Linked DNA regions of Homo sapiens: region 2 is linked to region 1. Evidence: chromatin loops called from intact Hi-C (ENCODE). Cell type or tissue: psoas muscle. All regions are shown on one strand. Links, peaks and the distances in the headings refer to the core of each region. The heading gives the core; the rest is flanking DNA.

The links. Peaks named below come from ENCODE experiments on the same cell type or tissue, not always from the same donor. Only the 100,000 strongest peaks of a DNase experiment are listed, where the experiment ranks them.
Region 2: it touches region 1 in a loop (4-fold over the local background); 28 of 110 quality-filtered maps call a loop at or near these places.

What each region holds. Positions count from the first base shown.
Region 1 is chr1:61,046,364-61,052,590 of GRCh38, forward strand. No RefSeq gene overlaps it. Among named protein-coding and RNA genes, the nearest start is that of NFIA, 33 kb to the right of the region's middle. In psoas muscle, for the core only: a CTCF peak has its summit at 3,700 (motif pointing right); DNase peaks (open chromatin) are centred at 3,698 and 4,348; H3K4me3 peaks cover 2,419 bases; H3K27ac peaks cover 2,532 bases.
Region 2 is chr1:61,180,849-61,187,075 of GRCh38, forward strand. All of the region lies in intron 2 of NFIA (nuclear factor I A), which reads left to right. Among named protein-coding and RNA genes, the nearest start is that of NFIA-AS1, 70 kb to the right of the region's middle. In psoas muscle, for the core only: no CTCF peak of the experiment used is centred there; a DNase peak (open chromatin) is centred at 3,453; H3K4me3 peaks cover 2,931 bases; H3K27ac peaks cover 5,000 bases.

The sequences.
Region 1 (6,227 bases), core at 680-5,679:
CTCTCAGTGTAAAGAAACCAGAGATGAATTGCCAAAGTCTGAGCTCACGATATTGTGTTGGCAAGCAAAAGCATCATGGCTGGACCCAGTGGGAGAAAGAAGATGGAATGCACACCTTTACATCCAATGCCCAACTCAAACCCTTCTATCAGTAACTCCACACCTTTTGATGAGTTCAGTTGTTTTGGGGGATGGAAAGGCGTTTTCTGGTTAGGAATGATGAACGGGTTGGTTTGCTACTTAGGTAAGTAAGAAGAAGGGGAACTAATGAGTAATTGTTGCACAATGACAAAACAACACTCCTGAAAGAAGCATAATTTGCTTCCCTGAACAATCCAGTCCTTTCATCATAAAATGTTCCTATTACATGGATACAGACCAGCAAAAACATTTGCTATACAAAAACACCTATTGTAAATAATTTCCATAACCAGATCGACAAAGCTCTATGACTATAGTTTAGATGCCAGGATTTGACAATAGCTAGATTATACTAAACTTTTCATTGTAATGTATACACTAAAATGACATTTGGTCAGTTTGGTCATAAAATAAATATAAATTATTGATATTTATAAAATTACAAATTCACTCATTCTTGGTTTCTCCCAATGCACCCCTGCTCCCTTCTTCCATCATCAATATTTTCCTAGGAAACATTATAATCTACAATTAACTGAGGCTGAAAACACCATCTTTTACCACATCTTTAGTGTAGCAAAAGTACCGAGCAAGCCACCCTTCTGCCTGATCTTTCTTGATAACTTTTTTAAGTACCCTAGAGCCAGTTGGTGCGTTCTTGGCTGTAATGCAGCCAAGTGGAATGCATTACATTCCACTTGTAATGCAGTGGAAGACACCTGGGTGTGTGCTGGGAGATCTGGGCTCTCCATAACCTGGCTCTGCCACTTCTCTATGAGACTTTAAGTGACTCACTTGATCTCCCTGAACCTCTCCTTCCTCTTCTGTGATGACAGAAGTTAGTCTTCCTTCACAAAGGTGTTGTGAGAATTATACGACACTTGATATTTAAAATTCCTAATCTAGTAATCTAGCACACAGTAGGTAAACTTAAAGGTAGATTAATGTTAAAGTTAGATTCTGACTGGACATGGTGGCTTGAGTCTTCAGTACCAGCTACTCAGGAGACTGAGGGAGGAGGATCCCTTGAGACCAGGAGTTTAAGGCTACAAGTATGCTATCACCGTATCGGTGAACAGCCACTACACTCCAGCCTGGGCAACATAGCAGGATCACAACTCTAAAAGAAAAAAAAAAAGGTAGATTCTGAAATATAGTGAAATACAGATCTAGGGCTCCTAGAGTAAAAAAAAAAAAATTTTTTTTTTTTTTTGAGACAGAATCTGGCTCTGTCGCCGAGGCTGGAGTGCAGTGCTGTAATGTCAGCTCACTGCAACCTCCACCTCCTGGGTTCAAGCAATTCTCCTGCCTCAGCCTCCCAAGTAGCTGAGATTACAGTGCCCACCACCACACCCAGCTAATTGCTAATTTTCGTATTTTAGTAGAGACAGGGTTTCACCCTGTTTTGGCCAGACAGGTCTCGAACTCCTGACCTCAGGTGATCCACCTGCCTTGGCCTCCCAAAGTGCTGGGATTACAGGCGTGAGCCACTGTGACCTGCCAAAAAATATTTTTAAAAGCAGAAAAAATACAGCAACTATGGCTTGCATCCCCATGTCTTTGTTTCCTCATCTTTAAAATTGGGATAATGGGCCAGACGCAATGGCTCATGCTCATAATCCCAGCACTTTGGGAGGCCAAAGCAGGAGGATCCCTTGAGCCCAGGAGTTTGAGGCTGCAGTGAGCTATGATTGTGCCACTGCACCCCAGCCTGGGTGACAGAGAGAGACCCTGTCTTTAAATAAATAAATAAATAAATAGGGATAATGTATACCATATGAGATTGTGAAAATGATAATTAAATCATTTAATAGAGGCAAATGATAATAAAAATAGTAAATAGTAATAGTAAGTCATCCACAAATATAAGATGTTGTTTGGTTTTTTTGGTTCGTTTTGTTGTTGTTTCTGAGACAGTTCTAGCTTGTCACCCAGACCGGAGTGCAGTGGTGCCATTTCAGCTCAATGCAACCTCAGCCTCCCAGGCTCAAGCCATCCTTCCATCTTGGCTGTCGAAGTAGTTAGGATTACAGGCATGGGCCACCACGCCCAGCTTTTTTTTTTTTTTTTTTTTTTTTTTTTTTGTAGAAATGGGTTTCTCTGTGTTGCTCAGGCTGGTCTCCAGCCTCTGGGCTCAAGTGACCCGCGCACCTCCCAAACACTGGGATTACAGGCTTGAGCCACCACATAGCCATTGTCTTTTTTTTTTTTTTTTTTTTCTCTGAGACAGAGTCTCACTCTGTTGCCCAGGCTGGAGCGCAGTGGTGTGATCTCGGCTCACTGCAGCCTCCACCTCCCAGGTTCAAGTGATTCTCCTGCTTGACTACTGAGAAGCTGGGATTACAGATGTACCACCACGCCCAAGTAATTTTTATATTTTTATTAGAGATGGGGTTTCGCCATGTTGGCCAGGCTGGTCTCGAACTCCTGACCTCGGGTGATCCGCCCACCTCGGCCTCCCAAAGAGCTGGGATTACAGATGTGAGCCACAGCACCCGGCCTACAGCCGTTGTCTATGAGGAGATAAGCTAGTTATCAAAACTCCCCATAACCCATCCTGTTTCCTACTCAAACACTGAAACCTCTTAGCTCTCTCCCACTTCCTCTAAGGCCCTAATCTTCAAGGAACAGAAAGAAGCTAAACAGTCTTACAAGTTAGATTTCTTAGAATAAAAGATGGGTTTTCACATTAGAAATAGGTGAAAGTTGGCTGGGTGCGGTGGCTCAGGCCTGTAATCCCAGTAATCCAAGCACTTTGGGAGGTCGAGGCGGGCAGATCACCTGAGATCAGGAGATTGAGACCAGCCTGGCCAACATGGTGAAACGCTGTCTCTACTAAAAAATACAAAAAATTAGTCGGGCATGGTGGCGCGTGTCTGTAGTTCCAGCTACTCAGGAGGCTGAGGCAGGAGAATTGTTTGAGCCAGGGAGGCAGAGGTTGCAGTGAGCCGTGACCGCGCTATTGCACTCCAGCCTGGGAAACAGAGAGAGATTCCGACTCAAAATAAATAAATAAATAATTAAAAACTATTTTTAAAAAAGAAATAGGTGAAAATTCCTTAGAAGGCACCTACAGCTTCTTACCTACATCATCTCATTAAATTCTCACAATGACTCTATCAGACAGGTACCACTATTCCCTCTTTTGAGGGATGAGGAAACAGAGACTCAGGGAGATAAAGTAACTTGCCCAAGGTTACACAGCTATTCTCAAGGAAACGTAGTGCATCCCATGAAAATAGCCTGGAGTCGAGATACTGGAGTCAAAGTGCAGCCAAAATTGTCAGGGTGCAACCTGCCTGTCCAATCAGAGCTGCTACTTCTTTGATACTGGAATCCCCCAATTCCTGAAATTAACACCCAGTTCTCCACTCCCCAAAAGCACACGCTGAGTGCCCTCAGGGCTCTTGCTGTTGCCAACGGACCTATAACTCGGTACAGGCTCAGGCAGCTGAGAGGAGGCTGTGGACACAACAGGCCTTGCTAGGCTTGCTGGGACGGGGCCACATTACTTTGCAGGCGCGTCTTTCTCCTGCCTGCTATCTAGAGCTCGCCTGTAGGTGGCGCCCTGCTTCGCTCAGGGGAATTTGGAGGGCGAGGACACGGGTCACCAGCTGCCTCCCCTGAAGGCCAATTTAAGTTGTCCCCTGGCTTGAACTGAGCGCAGGAACCTCGGTGATGGGGACATGCCCCCCTCCCCGCGCGCTCTTCCTCTCCCAGCCCCCCTGCCCTCCCCTCTCCAGGGGCTGGCGGGCCCGCGCTTCCTCCGAGGTCGGGCTACGCGGCGCGATCTCCAAGCGCTGGGGCCGAGCTTGGCGCTCCGGGGCGGCGCTTCGGTCCCCGACCCTCGGGCCGGCCCGCTGGCCCCCACTCCGCTTCCTCCCGGCACCCGCTTCGCCGGCAGCTGTAGCGGAGGTGGAGGGATGGGGGACTGTGACCCCCGTGAGTGCCGGCGGGGCGGGGCAGCTTTAAAAACTTCTGAAAGGCCTGGTTCAAAGCCTCAAAGGATAGAACTTGGGCCGGAAGGCGGTTTCCACGGAGGGGCCTAAAAGGGGGCTGGGGGTGCACCTGCAGGGCCAGGAGCTGCGGCTTGGGAAGGGGGGCCCGGTCACCGCGAGCGCCGCAGTCCCCGCCCCGCACTCGCCGCCCCTTGGAGCCGCCGCGGCCCCGCCCGGGCCCTGCGCTTTCATCCTCCCCACGGGACAGCGGCCGCGCGGGGCGGGGGCGGCTCTGGCCGGCGCGCTCCCGGCGGGGTCTTCCTTCCCTCCGGCCCCTCCCTGGGAACCCGAGATTTCGCCGCAGAGCTGAACTCCCAGATTTTAACCCCAACCCCCCCGGGCGGGAGGCCGCGGAGAACCGGGAGTCGCGACCGAGGAAGCGTCCCCAGTCACCTCCTAGCCCCCCACACAGAGCCCCGGGGAGGGTGAGGAGGAGGAAGAGCGGGAGGAAGACCCGCGCCGGTGGGTGGGGGCAGGGAGGGGGCGTCCGGGGTCGCAGGGCGGCGCTCCGGAGAGTGGCCCCGGCGGCGTCCGGAGTCGCTGCGGCCGCCGTGCCACCTCGGGCAGGTGGGGGGGGGAATGCGCGGCCGCCGCCAACCAGGGTCGCTCCGCCGTAGACGCCGAGCAGACGCGGTCCGGCGCTCGGCCGGAGAGCCGGCTAAGGGGCTTTTCATTAGCACCGCATTAGGAGGACACTCATCCTCCAGAGTCCTTCCCGTGGAAGCTCTTGAGTGAATTAGGTAAATGATTTGCTCCATTTGTAGTTTCTGAAGATATTTTCTCAGATCTTCAATCGAGCGCTTTAGCCGGGGAGCATATCTGTGGGGGCCTCCTTCCCACTACCTAGGGTCTCACTCGGTGACAATTGCTGAGTCAGTGAGGACGTGTGGGGAAAGGTAAAAGTGGAATTGAGCAAAGCTGAGTAATTTAGCTAAGGAAGAGAAATCGCTACTGAAAATAGAATAGTTTAAAAATAAACTACATAAAGTTTATTCTTTTGCTTGGAGTCCTGCTCCTTGATCCGAGAAGGTAAAATCCATCAGAGTTGGGAGTTCCCTCCCCCCCATTAGCATTTATTACACTTTTTCAAAGTTACTGAAAGACTTCTTTTAGTGAATTTTAAGAAGCAATCGTGGTTGACATTACAGGCATCAAAGGTTTGGGGAACAGATGGGTAAACTTCCGAAGAGCTTAGTTGCAACACTAGCTCTCAAATTTAGTGTCAACTTTTATTTTAAAAAATAAAATAGGGTGGTGTTTTTATTAAACTTTTATATTTCAAGAGGTAGAGAACACCGAAGAGGAAAGAGACTGAAGGGAAAGTAGGGTGTTGGAAACAAAAAGAGAAAGGCGAGATTGACTGTAACATTCTGGTCTTCAACGAGTCCCAAGTTGGAATCCTAAAGCACTGCATATTTCTGGTAGCGTTAACTCTAACTGGAATATTGGCGGGCCTGGTCTCTAAGTGCGTCCTAAGAAAAAACAGATTTAAGCAAAATGGTTTTTTCCCTTTTGTGAAGGGAAAAAATTTAAGCACTTGCTTCATGCGGTAGCCCCAGCGGAAAAGCGAGCCCTCCCGCTCCCGGTGGCCTGAACTGAATTTGCTGCTTTAAAATCGGCAGGTGTGCCCAGCGTTCCCAGCGCTGCAGCCGGGACCTGATGAGTAAGAGTAAGAGGGCTCAACCGCAGGACATCACATGCCGGGTACCTAACGTCGGCATTTAAGCAGACAGGGACTAATATGCTGGAACTATCCTCCCGACACTGGCAAAGCCCAGAGACCGCATTTCCTACCACTTTGCCCACTTTGTACTGGGCACCCTCGGTAAACAGGATGAAAGCAACATTTTTATCCCTTAAGACGAAAATGTAACCTTTAGAATACTCCCTATTCCGGGGTTGACAGCAGGTCAAGGGCTCAGAGGCAAGCTTGCATTACACATAGGACAAGTACAACTTATCAGGGTGCAAAAAAGGGCAAGAAACTTTGTAAAAGTTGGAATCAGTATTCAAAGAGATAGTTTCAGGTGGTGCTACATAATGGCATGGTAACCACAAGAAGACCAGAAATGCTTGGAGTGCATTTCT
Region 2 (6,227 bases), core at 881-5,880, 130 kb after region 1:
ATGATAAGAAGTCACACAAAGTACAACCTCACTATAGTACAGGATTTAGAATCTTTATTTCTCCATCTCATCTTAAACCCATTGGAAGTTAGCATGGATTAGAGGGTCGGTTGACTCTTCTCAATGACGGGGCTGGCATATAAGAGCTAAAATTTTTATTATTGAGTTACTACTCAAGGTTTTAAAAGATTTTGACCCCTGGAAAAAAATACAGTGCTTGAGGCAGTGAAATAGTTAATATGACTGCCTCCCTTACAGGTTTCCCCAGATATGCTTACTTGCTGTACAATGGATAATTGTTAGCTCTTGTTGTGCAGATGCTGTTGCAGATGGAGTCCTGTACCTGCATGCATAGCAAATGAATTAGACTGGCAATCCCCTTTATAAAGCATAAATATGTAATTTGTTCAGCTGTTGTAATTAAATATGTATGTGTGAAACAGCCACCATTCAGGTCATTAATGATGCGCCATGCCAAATTAGAGCTTACAGACAGTAATGTACATTGTTGTGCAATGAGGGAATTGCAAATAACATGGCTAAGCCTTTCCTAGTAAAGGGATGCATTCAGCAGCTTTAAAAAGAATATTTACATTTGTAACATAATTTTTATTTAGAAGGTACATTTTTGTTCATTGTGAAAGTCTGTAAGATGGAATTACTTTCATCTCCACTTTAGTTTTATTATTGTTTTAACATTTTATCATACAAATGCAACAGACTTTATTAAACATGCTGCTTGGTGATAAGTGTTAAGTATCTACTTACATATAAAACAGCAGTTACCCCTGGTTTTCTACATGGCTGTGATAGAACTGATGTATCATAGCACTGTGGAATGTCTTGATAATTTCATTGCATTAAAAAAACCACCTCATAATATTTCAACTCTATTCCCTACTGATACATAAAGAAATTCCTGTGATAGTAAATAGTATTTTTATTTCCATAGAAATTGGGCTGAGAAAAATGCAGTTATCAAAATATAAACAAATAAAAGTGGTAAATGTGCCTCTTGTGCTTTAATTCCCAATGAATTACTTGTGAATCCAAGGAATTTCCTAAGAAAAGTGTCATATATGGGTCAGAATGGTTGCTTTTTAAAATTTAAGACTCAAAGTTTGTTAAGTGAATGCACTTGGGAAAATTATTGCTTTGTCCTTTTTCTCCTTGGTTTTAGGTTACAGTCTTTGAAAATACTTGAAGCTGAAATTTAAATATATAAAAACTATTTTTACTTTAAATTCTTTCTGTATTTGTATTTTGGTTGCCTGCAGTCTATTTTTAACATACATGTTGTTTTGACGGTTCATACTGTGACTACATGAGCTAACCATCTTGACCTTTCTGTCCACCAGGGCAGCAGGAGGAAGCATCTTAGAGTTAATTCTGTCTTGTTCACAGCTGGGAACAGAACATTCCTCTGTGATCCCCTTGCACATGATTCACTGGGATCTCTTGGAAGCTGGACTTGATACTATAAGTCCTAGGCTTCTAAGGTCGAACACAGATCAAACTTAGTGGCATGTTTGGTTAAGAGTTAGATTAGACAAAACCAATGAAGTTGTTAAAAGTTTCAGAAACAATTGAAAATGAAATTGATGCATGATTTTAGCTTTGCAACAAATTCAACTTTAGAAATATCCTTAAGCCTAAGATTAATCAAGATTCAGGACCTTGAAGAATTTTCAAAGTTAGAACTGTAATTTGTGTAGGGACGTAAAATCTTTATTTTCAACAAACAGCAAATGTTTCCGTTAAACAAATGTGTATTTTATTTGAAACAGATGAAATCATAACAGTTTGGCTTGCTTTACCTAAGTTATTGTTCCATAATATCAAAAAAATTACTTAAAATAAGTTCTTCTCTTCATATTCCCCGAAGTTTTTGTCCAGTTTTCTGTATAGCTTTTTGGTTCAGCCAAAAAGAGACATTTCATTTGCAGCATTAGGGAAAAGTTTAATTATTGTTTATGAAGATAGAAATGTTATATGAATGACAGTGATTTAAAAATATTATTACTTATGATTGTAGTCAACCTTTTCCCCGAATATTGAAAACCATGAAAAGGCTTTGCCCTGACAGCTACATGCTTAGCATTAACTATACTTGCAAGTTTTCCAAAAAGATTTTTTTCAAGACCTGTTTTCATTTACTTCCTTTATCCTAATTAGAGATCGTAATCTTTTGATGGGCAGCTTCTCTTATTTCTACCTGTTTCAGTACTATAGTACTGGTAAAATGGCACAGTGTATATTTTGGTTCTTGGAGGGAGACTTGGGAGGATCCATTACTTTAAAATATTTTGTTGCAGCCACCTATCAGAGGTTTCTTTTAATTTCTTTTACTGCAGGAATTTCAGAGATGCTTAAATTATAGAATTATGGACTACAGAATTATAGAATACCTAGGGATGGGAATTGGGAGGTTTGTAGGAGGCGTGCACGTCAGAAGGTGGGAGCCATGCAGAAAGGTCACAGGTCTTATCTAGGTAGTTTCAAGGAGCAAATGCTTGTTTTGCAGTAGTGGTGGCAGGGTGGTTTGGCTCATTCAAGCCCCTTGCTCTGGAGGAACACCGATAAACCATCAGGATGTCTTTTCGTCTTGCGTTAACTGTGGCAAGGCTGTGCATTAAAGAACATAACCATCACTAAAAGGGTGGGAACACCCCAGCGACCAGTGGCCAGTGGCCAGGTGCTTTATGGTAACACCACAGACATGCCTGGCCAATCAGATGTGATCTTTTGCTGGCACTTGCTCCTTTGGCCCCCACTGCAGTAAACACTTTCCCTTGGATGTTGGTTTTCTGTTGTGTCTGGCAGCCACACAGGGCTGCTTGAACTTTAGCCAGAGGCAAATATTTATACATCAGAGTGTGCAGTGTTCAACTGGTCAGGCCTGAGAGGGAGAGGGAGAGACCTCCGTGCCTTTTAGCCAAAGAGGATATGTCCTTTTTTTCCCCTTCCCTTTCCACCGTGACATGGTAAAGTGGGACCATACTGGATGTCATTTGAGCTTGCTGCATGTGCTTCTCTCCAAAACGTACACGTGCGCAAACTTGGGATGTGCTTTCAAAAGAGAGGACGTCCTGACATTTCTGCCTGCTCCTTTAATTCCTCTTGGAAAGTTTACGGTTAATATTTTCCCTGGAACATTGTCAAGCTTTTGACAGTGCCTGAGTGTATGCCGAACTGTGAAATTGAGCCGGAGAAGCAAGTTGTGAGAAATCTGTTTCTACTCAGATCCGTAAGGTTTATGGGGGGGGGAAAAAAAACCAAAAAAAAAAAAAAAAACCCAAAAAAACAAAACAAAACAAAAAACAAAAAACTTCAGAGGGGAAACTGAGAATGGGACTCGGCTTGCTTCTCCTGGTGTGGGTTCAGGCCGCCATTTTAAGGAGCCAGTGAAGGGCGACGTTCCGCTCCTTACATGGCGGCTGTATTTACTCGGCCGCAGCCAATCAGCCGGCAGTGCCAAGCCACGTGACATGCCACGAGGGCACGCACAGCCATTTCCTTGTTTCTAAAAAACTTGCTACCTCCACAGAGTACTTTACCTTGTTTTGCATGCCAAATGTTCTTGCTGAATGTGTCTAGCAGACTGGCATTTGTCCATAAAGTTATTTTAGTAGGTAAAAAGTCTCTGAGCACTTGAGCTTTGTGCATTCTTTATGTAAAATGGATTTCCCTTCTTGGCCAGAGGCCAAGGGTACAGCACACTCGCTGGGTGAGAAGAGAGCTTCTCTGCTGAGAAACTGGTGGACCGACACACTCTAATTTTTTGGCTTCTGACCAAACAAGCTAGAAGGATGCCAAAATTCAACAAAATAACACATTATTGTGTGATAGGAGCCGTGCTCCAAGAGAGCAGGAACTCAGAGGAACTTCATACTGGCCCCTTTTAAAAAAGCATTGTCACTTTGGGGAGCTTTCTTAGAGAAACGAGAGGAAAATGGTAAAATGCAACCTGGAGAGTAAGGTATAATTTGCACATGAACACGAAGGAAGGAACTGAAAGAAAACAGAGGAGTTTAAAGTTACTTCTATGAACTTTTCCCAGACATAACACACAGTTCTCTGACTTGACTTACATTCTTTTAACCCTGAAAGTTCCATCTCTGTGTCTGAGCAGAATGCTGGACTGCTTAACGTTAATATGAGAACTAATGTGAGATTTAAACACTTTTAAAAGGTTTTAATGTCTAAGGATAGCTGCAAATTCCAAATATGAAAATTTGGCAGGCTTTTGGGGGGTAACAGAAAACTTTTTAAACTTACATGCTTTATCTTTGCACCCTGACATGTGTTAAGTGAGTCAAATCTTCCTGTTAATTACTCTTGTGACATTAGCAAGTTATGTAAGCCCACTATACCTGTTTCCACATATGTATAATGAAGACGTTAAAGAAGATAGGTAGTAGTCTTCTGAGCCCTAAAGAAATTGAATTTGAATAAACAACTGGAATAAGTATAAAATGCATTTCTAGTTTTTATGTGGAAATTTGTCAATCAAAAGGAAAAAAAGGGGAATATCTCCAGTTGAAGCCACCATCATCCTTACCCAGACTACTTGGGTAATCCTGAGTATTCCCTCTTTTTCCATTCTTGTTCCTTCACACCATAGCCAGAGTGGTATTTCAAAGAAGTTAGTTAGTTTATATCACTCTTCTGCGTAAGAACCTCCAATGTTTTCTTATGCATCTAGAATAAAATCCAAACTTGTTGCATTGGCCTGCAAAGACACTGCATGATCTGTCTGGCTTCTGTATCTACCTTTCTAACCCCACTTTTTTTTTTTTTTTTTTTTTAACCGTGACTCCTTAGATGCTCCAGCCATACTGGTTTCCTTTCAGTTTTCAGAACCTGCCATCCCATTTGCTACTTGTCTGCTTAGAATGCATTTTTCCCAGCTCCTTTTGTGGCTGGCTTATTCTTACCTTTCAGTTCTTTCAGTTCGAATAATAGCCCTGTAAAAGAGTGTTCTGTCTAAAATTGTCCTTCCTGTTTATATTTTCCATAATACTAATAACAGTCTGAAATGCTCTTGTTAATTTATTTGATTACTCATTTTATTTATTTATCTTTTGCACTATGATGTCAGTCCCACAAGGATGCAAACTACGTTTACTACCTTCTTTTCTACCTTTTGCACTTTTCCTAATCACATTGGGAATAAAATGTTGGGCAAGTTAGAATACTCCAAAATATTTCATTTACCTTAAATTTTACTCAATCCTACATTTTATTACCTATACTCATAAGAATTGTATTATAAAATACATTGTTAAACGAATGTTTTCAGTGCTCCATTGAGAGTCGGTGGAGCACACTGGTTGGGAGAAGACAGAGCTGTGAGCCATCCGTCTGCCTGTGCTTGAGTCTTGGCTCTGCCATTGACTAGTTGTATGAACTGCCGCAGGTGGTTCAGCCACTCAGAACCTCTGTAAAAGTGAGATGTAAAAACACTTTCTACATCATAGGATTATTGTGAAGATTAAATGTGATATGTTGTAAAATTCTGGTCACACAAGTATTAACTTACTGTTATTTTTGCTGCCACTGCTATTAATTAATGGCAGTGTGGCGGCTCAGTACTAGGCAATGGGCGTGCAACTGTGATGAGAAACGCTTCTGTCCATTAAATCGTTCAGTCAGTGGAAGAGACATGTATGTAAATAGGTAAGTTACCTACCATACATTGTGCCAAGACCTCTCACATTATGTGAACAGAATATTAAAGAATTATAAAAGAGGGAGCAATTGCCTCTGTTAAGTAGACAGCAAAGATGCCTTATAGGAAGTAGCATTTGAGACAGATTAAGTTTCTTTTTAGGTAAAAATATGTCCCCTAGAGATAATAATAAAATAATAGCAACGGATACCTATGTACTTCTTTTACTAATGCACCAGAGTCTGTTTTACATATATTCTCTCATTTAATCCTTACAGCAACCTTATGAAACAGTACTGTTATCACCTTGATTTTACAGAGAAGGAAAGTGAGCCAAAGAGAGGTTATGTGGCATGCCCAAGGTCATATAACTATTAAATGTCAGTGCTGGGATCTCGTACATTTTCACTCTTAGGACATCTGTGCTATCCCTGCTTAGTCACTTTGGCATCCCAGTGGTGCTGTACTTTTGCTTTCATAATACATGGAAGCCCTGGAAGGATTCAGTAAAGAGCCAGTTTCACCCTGTTAGCCCTTGTTGCTTTATTTGTAAAAT